Linked DNA regions of Mus musculus: region 2 is linked to region 1. A link is a loop called in an ENCODE intact Hi-C map of the cell type or tissue named here. Cell type or tissue: left cerebral cortex. All regions are shown on one strand. Each heading gives the region's core, and the rest is flanking DNA. Links, peaks and the distances in the headings are about the cores only.

Region 1 (8,338 bases), core at 253-8,252:
TACTCAACATTGGGAGGTGGGGTGGGGAAGATGAGCCTGGAAGTTAGTACAAATATTTGCGTACAAATCCATGAGCACATCAATAAAGACACACGCCAGTGTGGCAGAAGGACATTTAGGTACACGTCTCCTTGTAAGTGTGCAAAAGAGCAGAGTGAGAATCTGCAGTGACTGCTCTGCAAATGTCACTAGGTGTGGACCACACTGGGATGCTCTAACCACTGGAGCTCTGCATGGCTATCTGTCATCAGTGCTACACGGAAGTGATAGCAAAGACACATCCCAGGCTGTATCATTGAGCAAACAGGAATTTGACACCATCGGGTATTCCAAATACTTGGACCTTTCATTTGAAACCTCGAGGAGCATCTTCCTGGAGGAATCTCAGTGAAGAGACAGGTGCATGAGGAGGGCCAACACACATTCTGTCTGGACAATTGACCCAGGCAGGGGTTTGCTTATGTGGCTTCTGCAAAAATAGAGACACCTAACTTCTCATATTGCATAACTTAAGCCCATAGATTTTCCCAATTAAAATTCCTCTAAATGCTATGTAGTAAGTTTGATTTTGATTTTAAAAATACCGACATTTTTTGAGATATACAATTTATTATTTAAAAGACATACCATATAATCTAGAAATCCTTCTCCCTCTCTCTCTCTCTCTCTCTCTCCCTCTCTCTCTCTCTCTCTCTCTCTCTCTCTCTCTCTCTCTCTCTCCCTCCCTCCCTCTGTGTGTGTGTGTGTGTGTGTGTGTACATTCTGAAAAATAACTTTGAATACTGTCTATTCAGTTCTTAAAATATTAATTCCATTAGCACATTTCATATGCCAATGCATCCCTTGGCTATAAATTAGAGTTCCTTTGTGCACAGAAAGTTCCCTTTGTTGACATGTTACAATACAGTTGTGAAAATTGAAGCAGATAGTAAAGACAAAAGAAATGTCAAGGAAAATACTTCAAGCTTCAGCATTCAAATGTACCTCTCTCTCTCTCTCTCTCTCTTTTTGTTTTTTTTTTTTTTGCATTAAACTGTGCCTTATGATCACCTAATCTTTGTACATGTTACCAATAACTGTGCTGCAAATTGAGTGCGTGACAATGAGGCTTTCTAACATTTAAGGAAACACTCCAAAGGGATTTCCTGTCTTGGTTCATGAGGCATTGTGGATCCATTTTGAGATTTTTCCTTTCTAAAGATAAGCAGCCCCTCACTTAAGAGTTTACTTGCTATATTTTTGTTTATTTGTTTGGGAACAGGAAGAAACACAGTACCGTTGATATTTGGAAAGAGCAGAAAAACATTGCAGAGAGACGTTGTCATAGGAACTGTACTAGAAGATCAGGTACCCGAGGATAGAATGCACCATCTAAAAAGGGGAAGTCGGATTTTGAATTGCTCTATCAGTTGCACAATGTAAGTCCTTACGAGCTTTCCCATGGGATTTGTGCTCAGCCATCTCAGGGGGGCAGTTGGGATACTATTATTCTGGAGCTAATGGTTTATAGTCCATGGGATTAAATAAAGTAGATAGGGCACATAAACCAAAGGTTAAATGCCTAAGATATATATTACTAATATATGTATACACTACATCTACTATATAATGTAATACTATAATAGTTCCTGAGAAAGGCTAATCATAATAAAACTGATAACGTGTGTATGAATTGGCCCATAGAGTGTTCTCTAGAGAGGAGAGTGATTCCCAATGTACAGATGTGTTAGTAAGGTCACATGGTAAGAGGTGAGGATTTTTGTTTACAGTTTCAGAAGGTTCAGTCCTCCCACTAGGTCCCATTTCTAAATATACACTTGTGCAGTGGAAGCATATGGGTAAGCGACACTGTTCACTTTATAGCAGACAGGAAATAGAGAGCAGAAGGGGTTGATGATAATCTACAACCTTCAGAGACATATCCCCACTGACATTCCTCCACCTAGGTTCGAATCCCTGAAGTTTATATAGCTTCTCAAAACACTGTCACTAACTGAGGATGAAGGGTTCAAAATATGAGTCTCTTAGGGAATTCAACCAGCAATGGGAAGTGATTAGGATCATATGGTCAGGCCTTGTCAGTGTGATTATTGTCTTTGCAAGAAGATAGTCATCGAGGAGAGACCATGTAAAAGGAATGGAGTAAACCAGTGTTGGGACTAAGAACCCGCCATCCCAGGGCTAACCACCCGCCATCCCAGGGCTAAGAACCTGCCATCCCAGGGCTAAGAACCCACCATCCCAGGGCTAAGAACCCGCCATCCTAGGGCTAAGAATCTGCCATCCCAGGGCTAAGAACCCGCCATCCCAGGGCTAAGAACCTGCCATCCCAGGGCTAAGAACCCACCATCCCGGGCTAAGAACCCACCATCCTAGGGCTAAGAACCCGCCATCCCAGGGCTAAGAACCCACCATCCCAGGCTAAGAACCTGCCATCCCAGGGCTAAGAACCCACCATCCCAGGCTAAGAACCTGCCATCCCAGGGCTAAGAACCCACCATCCCAGGCTAAGAACCTGCCATCCCAGGGTCTGTGAAGCAATGTCTCTAGGATCCTTTCCTACCTTTCTGGTCATTCCCTTTCTTCCTCCAAGGCAAGTCATAAGAACCAGAATTATCCTCTGGGGTGGGGGGAGGCCTGTCCGAGAGGTAGGAACTCCTCCCCATGAAAACAAGTCACAATACCTTAAAAAGCCACTCTCTGACCTTGCCCCTTCTCTCCAAAGATCTTTATGTCCTAAAGGCATCCTATCCTAGGTCTGGAAGAAGGACTGATGTACCAAGTAGCAGAAAGAGTTGGAACCCATGGAGCTTGCTAAGTTTCCCTCAGAGCTGATCACTATTCCCTTAGAGTATAATCACATTTTGACACAGGTGCCCACGCCTCATCAAGCCTTTGGGTTTTCTTTTCTGTTGGTCCTTTGTCATAGAATTCTGATGAAATAAAGAATAGGTTTTTTTTTCTTTTATAAACTTGTTATATTTAGGATTCCTATAACAAGGACAATGACCTCAAGGGAAAAAGACCTCTCCTGGCTCCCAGTCTTGAAGGTTTCAGTGTGCGGTCTGCTGGCTCCCTTTATTTTAGGGGGCCACGACATCATGACCGCAGTGAGAGCACAGCAACACTGCCTGCCTCACCATCATGAGGCAAAAACAAAGGGGCCAGGGGCCAGACACCTTTTCAAAAGCACAAGCTCACTGGACCCTACTTCTAAAGAGTTATCCATTTCAAGTAGAGCTATCTGGGGATCCAACATTTAAGACAGGTCTTTGGGGGGGACATTCAAGATAGAAACTCTAGTTAAGGTCGTTAGGGGTGTCAGCCATCATTCTTGTAGCATGTAGTCAATGGTTTAATGCATATAAGCCAAGGAAAGAGAGGAAGGGGTGAGGGAAGGAGAGGAGGAAGGGAGGGAGGGAAAGAGACAAACAAACACTAGACAGACATGTGTGTGTGTGTGTGTGTGTGTGTGTGTGTGTGTGTGTGTGTTCTGTCTAAATTCCATCCCCACAGTTCCTGGCAGCAGCCAGGTATGCTCCTCCCCTCAGTTACCTGGCAACAGCCAGGTAGGCTTGGCTCACTATAAAAGGAGCTGCTTGGCCCCTCCTCTCTCTCTTACTCTCTTGTCTCCTGTACTCCTGCTTCCCACTTGCCCCCTCTCTCCACATGGTCATGGCCAGACTCTACTTCTTTGTTCTCTCCTTCTCTCTGCCTTTCTCTGCCTCTGCTACCCTCTTAACTCCCCTCCCCATGCTCCGAATAAACTCTATTCTATACTATACCTTGGCATGGGCCCGCTGGGGCACCCGCTTCCCACACACTCCGCCAGAACATATTCTTATAGCTCTTTCTCTTTTTTATGATCACAACACACATGTGAGAGAGAGAGAGAGAGAGAGAGAGAGAGAGAGAGAGAGAGAGAGAGAGAGAGAGAGAGAGAGCGCAACTCTTTTGACTCCTGGATCTTGGACTTTTACCCCTACAACTAACTGAGAAGAGCTACATTTGTTGTTTTTTATTCCTCTCAGGCTGGATTACTTTGTGAGGGGAGCCCTGTCCACGCTGCAGTGTATGTGTTTGACTGATGCATACACTGCAGCGCTAACCATTAGACCTATATTCAAACTGTGGTGCCTGCTTCTTCCTTGGCCTTTCTTCTCTTGGATGACTTCAGAGCTGTTAAGCACTGGGATGAACGATGAGAACCTACTGGGCAAGATAGCATTGGTCCACCTTGAGGTGGCTGTGACCCAGGGACATTTTCAGTGACCCTGTTTCCTGTGTGTTCTGGGACCTGCCTCCAACCTGTGCAACTCACCTAGGAAAGAGTGGCTTTCCCCAGGTTAGCCCCACACACTAGGAAAGAGTGGCTTTCCCCAGGTTAGCCCCACACACTAGGAAAGAGTGGCTTACCCCAGGTTAGCCACACACACTGTTCATATCTGGGCACAAGTTCTCACAGGGCTGCAAGAGTACCGATTGTTTTATATGTCTATTTATACTTTCACCACACCCACAGTAAAAAGCAGAATTCAAAGGCACTGGCATTGTGGACATAAATTATTCATTTTTAGCAACCCCAACACCTAGTACTCATGTCTGAATTTCTTGAATGAATATATTTATGACATCAAACCATATAAGATATATAATGTGCTTAAAATAAATTCAAACCAATTATAAATACAACGCCAGTGACCATGAAACAGAAAGTGTAAAAACTGTTGCAAAATGTGCTAGAATTATTTAAAAAGAGTCTAGAGTAACTCTGGGAATAGTACGTGGATCATTGAAGGGAAGGAAACAGGAGAAAGGTAGAAACAGGAGGGGCGAGGCTACACAAAAGAAAGGAAAAAGAGGAGGAATGGAGGAATTGTACCGGAGGAAAAGAAAAGGGAGCTAGAGGGCTAGGATTTAAAGAACAGGGGAAAAGATTCCCCAGTAATAAAAGGTACAAAAATGAAGCAGATTCAAGCCCAGGAGTCCCAGAACCAGTGGAAAGCCAGCTCTGGCAAGTTGTCCTCCGACCTCCACACACAGGCAAGCCTTGCGTGGTGGATGTTGGGATGGTTTTCTTACCCTCCCCAGATCCTATAGATCATGTCCTCTCTAGCTGGGGGACAGTGTCTTTCAGATGCCTTGGGTGTGTGGGGAGCATCCACAAGCTGAGGTCTGCTCAGGTGTAGCACCTGCCTTTGACCTTTGGCTGCCTGAGTCCTCATGATCCCACGGAGGGAATGCAGCTGTGGACAGCAAAGGGTGCTCTTTGTGTTCTCCCGACACAGTAAAAGGGAGACAGGTGCTTCACAGCCTGACCTACCTGCTAACCCAAGGCTCCCAGCCATAACTCCACGGTTACTATCAACTGATGAGATCTGCCCTTGGCTACTGATCACAGAGCTATCTTTTTCTAAGAACTCCCCTGCCTGAGCTGTGCCTCCTGTTAATTGCACCTTTTGGCTTGTTAACGCTGGCTCTCTCCCACTCTCCACAATTGCCTCCCTGGACCTTCCTTCACCCTCGGGCAGTGGCAGGCCAGATGAAATCTTCTTGACCAATGGTCATTCTTTGTTCTCAGGCCTCCCACACGGCTCAGCTTTTAACAATAGGCTGTGTCTCAATGTGGCCCTCTTCTGCTGTCTATGTTACACTGAGTGTTAAAAATGGCTTTCTTTGTGCGACTCCTCCTTCTGATAGAGGATTATTGCCTCAGTGAAGCCTCCAGCTGGAATCCAGGTGAGGGTGTGGGCTTGTCTCGAGGGTAGGACTGTTGTGCCTGGATTCCCTTAGGAAATAACTTGTGTCATCCCTCCCCCCTACCCCCACCGCCACACACACACTCTGCCCCCTGTATTCATCTCTTTTCTATTGTTGTGATAAAACACCATGACCAAAGTAGCTTAAAAAAAAAAAAAAAAAAAGAAAAGAAAAGAAAAGAAAGAAAAAAGAAAAAAAAAAAGAGTTTATTTGGAGCTTACAGTTCCAGGAGCTTAGAGTCCAGGATTGCAAAACAGAGATAGAACCAGGCAGGCAGCTGGAACAAGAGCTGGCAGCTTAAGATGAACTCACATCTTAAATGACAGAACAGGAAGCAGAGAGGGCTAGCTTGAAAAGGTGGGAGTTCTTTAGAAACCTCCAGTGACATACTTCCTCCAGTGAGGCCTTAATCCCCCTCAAACACCCACCAACTAGGGACCAAGTATTCAAATGTCCAAGATGATGGGAGACTTCTCACTCAAACCACCACACCCTTCCAGGGGCAGCCGCTGGCTTTGGCTTATTTCTTACAAGTCTATCACTCATCTGTCACCTTGTGTTGGAGTTGGTAGGTGGTTGTGAGTGGGTCAACATGAGAGGTGGGATCCAAATTCTGGTCCATGAGAGAGGAGCAACCATTCTTAACGGTAAAGCCTTCTCTCTAGTCCCACCTCTCCTTCTGGAATAGAGCTCATGTTTTCATATTCTGACTCTCTTTTTCATCAGATCTCACGGAAAAAAAATAATTTAACTTGCCGTTTTCCCCCAGAACATCACCTTCACTCCAGCTACCTCAATTACAAGGTCGCGAAACATGTGGGTCTCATTTTGTAAGGGAGAACCCCAATATGACGGACACTGAGTTGCCTAGGCAAATGGCCATCATGACGCCCATCCTGCTTTTACTGAGAGGAGCATGGGCAACTGGGAGGTGGGGAGTAGAGAGAAGGCATGCTGTGTAAGCACTGTCAGACACCGCCCCTGGAAAATAAGCCTTCTCCCTCCAAAGATGCTCAGGATGCCTGCAAGTCCGGTTAGTTCCTTGTGGGCTTGGGTTTTTGTTTTTGTTTTGTTTTGTTTTTGTTTTGTAATGAGCTGTGAACTTTGCTGTTCTCTGGCTTTTGGGGTGCAGTGGAATGGAAATGAATTTAGAGTGTTATGAACAACACCTATCTCGCATCTGACCTACAAAAATACCAGGCATTTCTCATCTACTTAGTCTAGGGACTTGGTTGGTAAGGAATAATAATTGTCCTTTCTTATCCATGAGCACAGAACCTCTGGATTCATCCACACATGGGTGAAAACTTCTGAATGCACACAGGTTTATTTTTCCTTAGCACTCGGTAGACAATTAGTTAAAACAATTATTGACTTAGGGTACATGTTACATTAGGAGCTAAAGCTGGCCCAAGTGGTGCACACATCTCAATGTGTGGGAAGCTGAAGCAGGAAGATGAGGAGTTCAAAGCCGGCCTGGGCTACCTAGGGAGCTCATATCTCAACAAGCCCAGAAAACCATTGTATTGTTATTAGATTGTTAATTATAATAAATTATATATTAGTTGATTTATTAAGGACAAGTGTTCAGAGTTTGTAGTCAAACAACAAGCCATTTTATTAAGAAACTTGGACATATGCTGATTTTACTCTCTGTAGAAGTCTTGGGACCAGTCCTTTCCCAATACTGTATAGTTTTCAGCCTTTGGTCTGAGTTTCCCAGAGGTTCAATGCAAGAATGCTCACCTGCTCCTGGGCCTCCAGCTACTGCCGGTTTTAGATGCTAGGCAGCAGATGAAGCATGCTGCCTCTCCAGCTATGCATTACTTAAGGCAGTCGGCCTTCAACGGTTTACTGTTCGTAGGATGATGGCCAACACCCCACAGATTTGTGTCAATGCCACTAAAGAAGCAGAATCAGGCCCTTCAAAGAAGCAGAGTGACCTTCTGCTAGACTTTGTAGTTACTGAGAAACGCACAGGACTGAAGGTTAGATCCAGCTAAGGTCCAGGTCCTTAGCTATAATTCCGAGAGGCAGGAAGACAAGGAAGTACAGAAAACAATGCACTGAGGCGAGACAGCCTGGTGTCTGCGAACAGAAGCTTTCATGCCAAACACCTACATTTCCTATTCTCTAAAGACATTGAAATTCATGTGACTGAATTTTGAAAAAAAAAAACTGTAAATTCCTTGTGTTTGATCTTGTCTGGGTAGACAGGAGATTGTTGGTTTGCAGGTAGGGAAGTCCTTACCACAGAGTGCTAAAAAGCCAACAGCATTCCTACTTCAAAAGGGTCCCGGTAAACAAGTTAGGTCAGATGATACATTTCTGATCTTAAAACATAATGTAAAAGTGTGTGTCCATAAAAAGATATCTGTACTATTTATCCTTTGCTAAATCCAACGTAGGGTCATGTTTCTTTTTTTAAAGTTATGCTTAAAAATAAAGAGATAAAAAAGCCCATGATTATTTCCAAAAGCAAACAGAAGAGAATGAAACAAACAAACAAACAAACAAACAAAAACAAAACAAAACCTCGCGAGTGTGCATGTGCTGTGTTTGTTTCTATTTTTCATGC
Region 2 (8,338 bases), core at 86-8,085, 230 kb before region 1:
AAGACACCAGGGGTCACGTGACACTATAGAGACGACTGGGAAGCTCCAGTGTGTGTGTGTGTGTGTGTGTGTGTATACACATGTGTGTGTACATATATGTGTGTGTGTGTATGTGTGTGTGTGTATATATATATATATATGACAAAGACACCAGGGATCATGTGACACTATAGAGACGACTGGGAAGCTCCAGTGTGTGTGTGTGTGTGTGTGTGTGTGTGTGTACACATGTGTGTGTACATATATATGTGTGTGTGTGTGTGCATGACAAAGACACCAGGGATCACGTGACAAATGTCTCCAGCATATATAGAGATAGATATGTACCTTTTTTCTCGTGTGCCCAGTCATAATCCTGACATGGTACTAACTGATGGCCACATGCGTCAAGCCTGCAGCACTTCAGCGTCCCATGCTTTCTAAAACCAACATAACTTCAAATAACTCCCATACAAATCCCGAAGTTGGAACAATGAACTGTTGCATCCTTTTTATTCCTATCCCCAAAGGCTACCCCCCCCCTTTTTCTACGTATGTTTTTTTTTTTTTTTTTTTTTTTTTTTACCATTTGTCTTTCTCTCTTTGTGCCACTATTAGTCGTTCACTGAACCTTCTATTTTTAATCTTGGGCTACATGTGTGCATGTGGTCACACATATGAACATGTGCTCACTTATGTCCATGTGTGTAGAGAACCCGTGTTGGCATGTGTGTAGAAGCTAGAGTTTAACATTAGGCATCCTTGCTCTCTGTTCATGTTATATACTGAGACGGGATCTCTCCCTTGAACCTGAAGCCTGCCCTTCGAGCTAATGTAACTAGCCAGTATGTTCTCTGCCTCTGTCTCCCACATGCTGGAACTGTACGCAGGATGCCACGCCTGCCTGGCATTTACTTGGTTGCTTGGAATCTGAACTCCAATCCTCATAGGTGTGTGGCAAGCACTTTACCCACCGAGTCATTGCCCAGCTCCCTCTCAAATTCCAAAAAGAAAGCTTCAGATGCCATGTTCCCTCGCACAGTGTGTAGCGTGTAGCTCCCCAAAACAAAACAACTTCAGATTTTGCTAGAGTCCCAAACAGTCTTTCTTTCCTTTTGCCTCCAAGAGTGGAGCAAGAAACTGATTTGGGTTTTTTTTAGGTCTTTTCAGAGTAATCCTACCAAGAGCACATCTCTCATTCTCTGGAGTCTGCTATCGTTTGAAGCCAGAGCATCTCCTAGAGCCCCAAGGCCTAAAGGCAGAGTCATCCGCACTCAATCCTCGTAGGAGGTGATGGCACCTAGAGGAATATGACAATGAGCCCCATAGGGTCATATACAATGCCTGCCCGCCAGGGTGTAGATTCGGTCTCCTGGGAATGGAACCGTTTAAAGAGATAACAAAGATTAAAAGGTATGGCCCTGTTGGAAGAAGTGTCTCACTGGGGTTGGTGAGCTTTGAGGTTTCAAATGCCTATGCTAGTCCTAGTGTCTAGCCACCTATGGCTCAGGGTGTAGCTCTTAGCTACTTCTCCAGCACCATGCATGCCTGCTAACATGCTTCCTGCCATGATGCTAATGGATGAAGCCTCTGGAACTGCAAACAAGCCCCCCTCTTAATGCTTTCTTTTATAAGAGCTACCTTGGTCATGGTCTCTTCACAACAGATCAGTGACTAACAAAGGAGGCAGAGCCTAGTGGAGAGACGTTTTGCAACTGGAGGCATGCCTTTGAAAGATCAGACCCTCGGTCTAAATCCCTCTTTCTGACTCCTAGCCCTCATGAGGTGAGCAGGTTTCTCTGGTACAAGTTCCAAATGTTCAAAGCAACAGAGCTAAGCAAGCACTCACCTGTCGCTTACTATACAAATAGGCTGCATGTGTTTATGTTGGCCTCTGCACCCAACAAACAAATCACATATTTAAAGTGGATTTAAGTTGTCAATGAGGTTAATATTACTAAAGACCTGGAAACCACAGCTCAGGACACTACAACAACACAGGACACTACAGAGCACCTCTTGGTTTCCCTCCTAAGGACAGGGAAACCCTCTGAAGGGGAGCTACAGCCAGCTGCCACTGCCCAGCTCTGCCCAAGAGAGAGTATCAACTACAGGTTCTGAGCTGCAGAAGGTCAAGTTTTAAAATACAGTTTCTATTGAAAGAAGAGCAAAGTCGAGATCTCCTGCTAGCCTGAGAGCATGGGGGGTAGGGGGGCACACTTCTTTACCTGTAGGCTTGGCAGAGAAGTCTAACACCAAAACTCTCTGACCGTAAGCATATGTGAAAGGTCCACAGCAAATCGTTGTCCAACCCCTGTGTGACTCGGTTCTGATAGGAACGACAGCAACAGCAGAGTAAACATTGTGTCTCAATCGAACCAAGAATTCTGTCAAATGAGTTGGGTCTGCGGGAAAACAGAAAGTGTTTGCTTAGTGTCTTGAATTCTCTTAGTTTTATAATAAGAAATAATGAACAACTATCAAATGCTGAAACTCAAAGCAGTTGAGTGAAAGCTGTGTTGTTCTTGAAATGTTGGGAAAGAACTGGAAATGTTGCCTGTGATGGAGCCTCTTGGTACAGTTAACAATTTTCATTTCATTGAAAAGCTGAAACAAGTAATGTGGATTTAGCCCTGCAGTGGTGGCACATGCCTTTAATCCCAACACTTGGAACGCAGAGGCAGGCAGATTTCTGAGTTCGAGGCCAGCCTGATCTACAGAGTGAGTTCCAGGATAGCCAGGGCTACACAGAGAAACCCTGTCTCGAAACAAACAAACAAACAAACAAAAAGTAATTTGGTTTTACTTGTAACTTTTCATCACAAACTAATATTTTAACCCTGTACATGACTACTTTCATAAAAACTAGATTAGAGAACTGGAGAGACAGCTCAGCAGTTAAGAGATCAGAGGACCTGGGTTCAAGTCTCAGTGCCCACATGGCAGCTCACAACTGTCTGCAACTCCTGTTCCCGGGGATCTGAGACACACAGAGAGACATACCTGCAATCACATCACCAATGTGTATAAAATAAAATATATAAATAAGTTATTAAAAAAATGAAGATGGGTTTTTACAAAAAACAACTAGATTGGAGCAGGGCCCACTGGGGTGTGTTGCAGTCTAAACTACTCAGGAGGTCAACGTGGGAAGTAGTCGGAGACCAGCTTGGGAAACATAGCAACAATCTCATCGATAAAGAAAGAAAAACAGAAGGGAAGAGAGAAAATGAGTTCTTGAGACATCATAGTTATAATACAATCATCTTATCACATTGTATTTTAAGGAAATTCAATCTGTCTCTAATGAATCTGAGGACTTAATGAAAACACAATCACTCCAATTGTTTGAGGAGAAAGGCTTTCAGGGGCATAAATCCGGCCCCCGGATCTTAAGGAACGCGCTTGCAGGAGCTCCATCAGGCAACCCTGAGAGGTAGGTCTGATTGGCTCAACACTCCAGTGTGCACTGGGTCCAGTTGGTCCCCTGCTCTTCTCAGCAAACACTGGAGGGAGACGATGACATCATTGCTAGCACCGTGTTTTCAGTAATCTCTCCCTTATGCTCTGGGCTGTGTTCACAACAAAGAAAGCTTGACGTTGTTCCAGCTTCAAGGCTGCTGATTCTCAGGACCTAAAACAGTTGAGTAAAGTGAAAAGGAGGGGGATGGTGAGATGGCTTAGCGATTAAGAGCACTGACTGCTCTTCCGAAGGTCTTGAGTCAAATCCCAACAACCACATGGTAACTCACAACCACCTGTAATGAGACCTGATGCCCTCTTCTGGTGCATCTGAAGACAGCTACAGTGTACTTGTGTATTATAATAATAATAAATAAATCTTTTTTTTTAAATGATATATACTGATACACATGACATATGATATAAATATATGATATATGTATATATGTGTACATATATATACATATACAGTATATATATATATTTGGATATATAATATTTATATGTGTGCATACATGAACACTATAAATAACTACTTCTACAGGGTCAAATTAGGAAATGTGGAAGGAAAAGTAGGGGCTTTTCTCCCAACTAGAATACTTCTTCTTTTTTTTTTTTTTTTCTTTCTAATTTTGTAGTGCAATGAACCTATAGATGGAATTAAAATTTAAAGGTGATGTCATAAACTTTTCTTTCACATTCTTCTTCAGGTCTACCTGGGTAGCAAAGTCTCCTGAGGGGATCAGCATATGATATAATTTCAGCAAGGGGTTTTTATTTTTAGCTTAGGTGTGTGTGGGGGGGGGTACTTTTAAAACACCATATGCCCACATTCTCTCAATTTGTAAACTAAAAACTTTTCCTGTAACAGAAAATGTTGATAGAAATATTAAATCCAACCCTCACTGGCCTGGCTCGTCGTGCACAGGACACTTTATGTTGCTCTTGTTAATGAGACAGGAAAAGGCAGGCAGAGTCTGTGATTGCAAATTCTTTACTCTTGCTAAGACTAAGGAGATGAGAGCAAAAAAAACCAATGCCTGAGAAGTGTGTATTCTGAAGTGAGTTATTATGCACCGGGATTTTCAAAGCCATGAACACAGTAGGCCTTGAGTTTCCTTAGTTTTTTTTAAAAATATATAATACACATTATTGGGCAAACTGACAAAGGAAATATAAAAATGAAAGGGGAAGGATCCATACTCAACCTCCTCGTTCATTGCTATGTTCTGTCGCTTCTGCCCAGAGGATAGCAGACTTTTCTGAAGGTTCTGTTTGATTTTCAGAAATTTTAAATAGCATGTTCTAATTGGATAGAAAGATATATTCATAGCAGCTTTTTTTTCATAATAACCAGAAACTGGAAACAACCCAGATCTCCCTCAATGGAAGAATGGATAAAGAGAATGTGGTACATCTATACAATGGAATACTGCTCAGCTATTAAAGACAAGGACATCATGAAATTGGCAGGCAAATGGATGGAACTAGAAAATATCATCTTGAGCGAGGTAACCCAGTCCCGAAAGGACATGCATGGTATGTAGTAAGTGGATATTAGCCAGAAAGTACAAGGTAACCACACTAAGATACAGAATCCAAAAATGCTAAATAACAAGGAGGGCCCAATGGAGTCTGCTTGAATCTCACTTGGAAAGGGAAATAAAACCGTTATCGGTGGTTGATGGAGGAAAAGAACCGTGTGGGAGAGGGGATGGAGAAGGGAATTGGGATAAGGTATAGGGAGAGCCAGGGAGAGAGGGCCAAGAGTCAATGGAAATTGGCATATTGGGGGGGGGTGGATCTCTAAGACATGCAGAGATCTGGATGGGTGGGCCGCTATGGGGAATCTATGAGGACAACTCTAGCTGAGACTCCTAGCATTAGGTGACTTGAGCCTGAAGTGGCCACCACTTGTATCCAGGCAAGACTTCTAGTAGCGAGATAAAGACACCAACCAACCCACCCACAAAACCTTTGATCCAAAATGTGTCCTACCTACAGGGACAAAGATGGAGCAGAGACTAAGAAAATCACCATCCAATGACCGGCCCGACTTGAGACCCAGCCCATGGGCAAGATCCAATCCCTGACACTATTATGCTTGCAAACAGGAGCCTATCATAACTCTTCTCTGAGAGGATCTATCCAGCAGCTGACTGAAACAGAAGCAGAGATCCACACCCAAACATTGGAGATTGCTGAGGGAATCTTATAGAAGACCTGGGGGAAGGATTGAGGGACCTGGTTGTGATAAAGACTCCACAGGAAGATTAACAGGGACAGGTGACCTGGACACTTTGGGGGCTCCCAGAGATTAAGTCACCAACCAAAAAGCATACATGGGCCGAACATAAGTCACCTGCACATATGTAGCTTGGTCTTCATGTGGATTCCCAATAACTGAGTGGGGGCTGTCCCTGAATCTGTTTCCTGTCTGTAGATCCTGTTCCCCTAAATGGGCTGCTGCCTTGTCTGGCCTCAGTGGGAGAGGTCCGACAGTGACTTGATATGCCAGAGTTGGGGAATACCCAGAGAGGCCTCCACCCTCTCAGAGGAAAAGGGAATGGGAGGATGGGGGCTTGCGAGCAGGGTACTCAGAGGAGAGGGATGTAAAATTAGTTACTTACTTACTTAGTTAGTTAGTTAGTTAGTTAGTTAGTGGAGAAACACACTAAGAAAAAATGGTATGAAGTAGATGTCACTATAATTGACAGATTCACATCATGGATTTATCTGTCTCAGAGCGTGGGGGTGTGGGTTAGGGTTGTTGGTTGTTTTGTTTTGTTTTTCAACTCCCATCAACAGATGCTATCAGATATTCTATCCAGGGAGCTGAATGAGATGAGAACAAAAATGTGTCCTGATAAATCCCTTTCTGTGTAACTCAACATATGTGCTCTTAAAAATGGATTCCCCTCTCATTTTTAATTACTTTGAGAGTTGAAGGGTGTAATTTCATCATATTCATCCCTCCCGTAATTCCTCTCAAATACATTTCCACCCTTCCCACCTAACATTGTGTTTGCTCTCCCTCTCCCCCTCTCCCTCCCTCTCCCCCTCTCCCTCCCTCTCCACCTCTCCCTCCCTCTCCTGCTCTCCCTCCCTCTCCCTCTCCCCCTCTCCCTCCCTCTCCCCCTCTCCCTCCCTCTCCCCTCTCCCTCTCCCTCCCTCTCCCGCTCTCCCTCCCTCTCCCTCTCTCCCTCTCCCTCTCTCTCTCTCTCTCTCTCTCTCTCTCTCTCTCTCTCTCTCTCTCTCTCTCTTTCTGTTTTAAACCCATAGAGTACAGCTGTACTGTCCAAATCCTGTAGGATATATAACTCTCCATTGAAACATAGGTAATCTACCAATGGCTTCACCCTTAAAGAAAACCAACTCTCTCCTATCAGTTATCAATCGCCAACAGCTCTTTAGCTAGGGTGGACTTCATGTCTGCATCTCCTCTCCGTGCTGGTTTGAGCTTGTACCAGTCTTTTGCATGCTGTCACAACCACTGTGTGATCAGATGTAAATGCTTTGCTGTGTTTGGAAAAAAACAACAACAACAACAACACGTTTTCCTTATAGTTTACTGCTGCTGGCTCTCACGTGTCTTCTCTACCATAATTCTGAACCTTGATAGGAGGGATATGAGAAACCACTGAGGACCAAACATTCCCCGGTCTTTTATTTTCTGAACATTTACCACTTGTAGGTCTTTGATTAATTGCCCGTCTACTGCAAGAAGAGGTTTCTCTAAGAAAGACTAAGAAACACACTCATCTATGGATATGATGATGAGTCACTGTGATTGTTTTAATACCATATGTGATGGCTACTCCTGGATGTCAACATAAATACATCTGGAATGAACTACAATCCAGAATTGGAGGGTTCACCTGTGATCCGGATCATGAACCTGAAAGACAAAGGCTTCTGACCCAGGCCATGACATGGAGATCTTGAGGCATCGTAGCCATGAAAAGCTGAGGCCCAGGCAAGGTAGTATACACCTTTAATTCCAGGAGATTGAGGCAAGCAGATATCTTATCTTAAGGTCAGCCTGGGACAAAGCACGTTCCAGATCCAGGCACGGTGGTACACACCTTTAATCTGAGCCACACCTTCTGCTGCAGGCCTACATAAGGACATTGGTGGAAGGCTCACTCACTCTTCTTTGCCTGCTTGCACTTACTTGCCCAGCACATCTGTCAGAACCTACGTCTTCAGGATTCCAGCTTATACAGAATAGCAGCTGAAACAACTACCTTGCAGGACAATAGCAACTACTAGATTTTTGGACTTTCCATTCACAGCTGGCCATTGTTGAGTTAGTTGGACTATAGACTTAACAGTTAAGTCATTACAATAAATTCCCATAACATATCGAACATTCTGTAAGTTGTGTGTCTCTGGAGAACCCTGACTAATACATTATACCTTTTTTCACAGTAATAGTTTAGGTTTTCTACTCGAGCCTATGACCTGTCAACCCATGGGTTCTTAGCTTTGATAATCATGTCAGGTATGGATTTCAACTTGTGAACCAGTCATATATCCAATTAGAAAGTAATTGGTTACTCTCATATTTATACCACTATTATACTGGTGAGCATTCCCTGCCAGGCTTCTTGTTATCAGAGTCACATCTGGGTAAAATCAATGACTACTTTTTTTTCCTTTGGTAGCATGTGCAAGCAATTTCTAGCACCAGGAAGGTTTGGCAGTAGGTACCGAACTTATAGGTCGGTACCAGCGTGATCTCTCCATGTTCTGGGACTCAAGTGTGTGGTGTCTTCAGTAATAGTATCTTGCCATCAAGTTCTGCAGTATCTTATAATGTGTGGGGAGTATATGGGACCTCACTGATCAAGAGGTACCCCATTTCTGGTACTGAACACTTATTTGTTACCTATAG

Evidence for each region. Peaks named below come from ENCODE experiments on the same cell type or tissue, not always from the same donor. Only the 100,000 strongest peaks of a DNase experiment are listed, where the experiment ranks them.
Region 2: a loop joins it to region 1, with 3 times the contacts of the local background. A loop is called at or near these places in 3 of 42 quality-filtered maps.

What each region holds. Positions count from the first base shown.
Region 1 is chr16:78,434,541-78,442,878 of GRCm38, forward strand. No RefSeq gene overlaps it. Among named protein-coding and RNA genes, the nearest start is that of Gm25038, 15 kb to the left of the region's middle. In left cerebral cortex, for the core only: no CTCF peak of the experiment used is centred there; a DNase peak (open chromatin) is centred at 4,533; H3K27ac peaks cover 7 bases.
Region 2 is chr16:78,201,016-78,209,353 of GRCm38, forward strand. No RefSeq gene overlaps it. Among named protein-coding and RNA genes, the nearest start is that of Gm31613, 17 kb to the right of the region's middle. In left cerebral cortex, for the core only: a CTCF peak has its summit at 3,748 (motif pointing left); no DNase peak of the experiment used is centred there.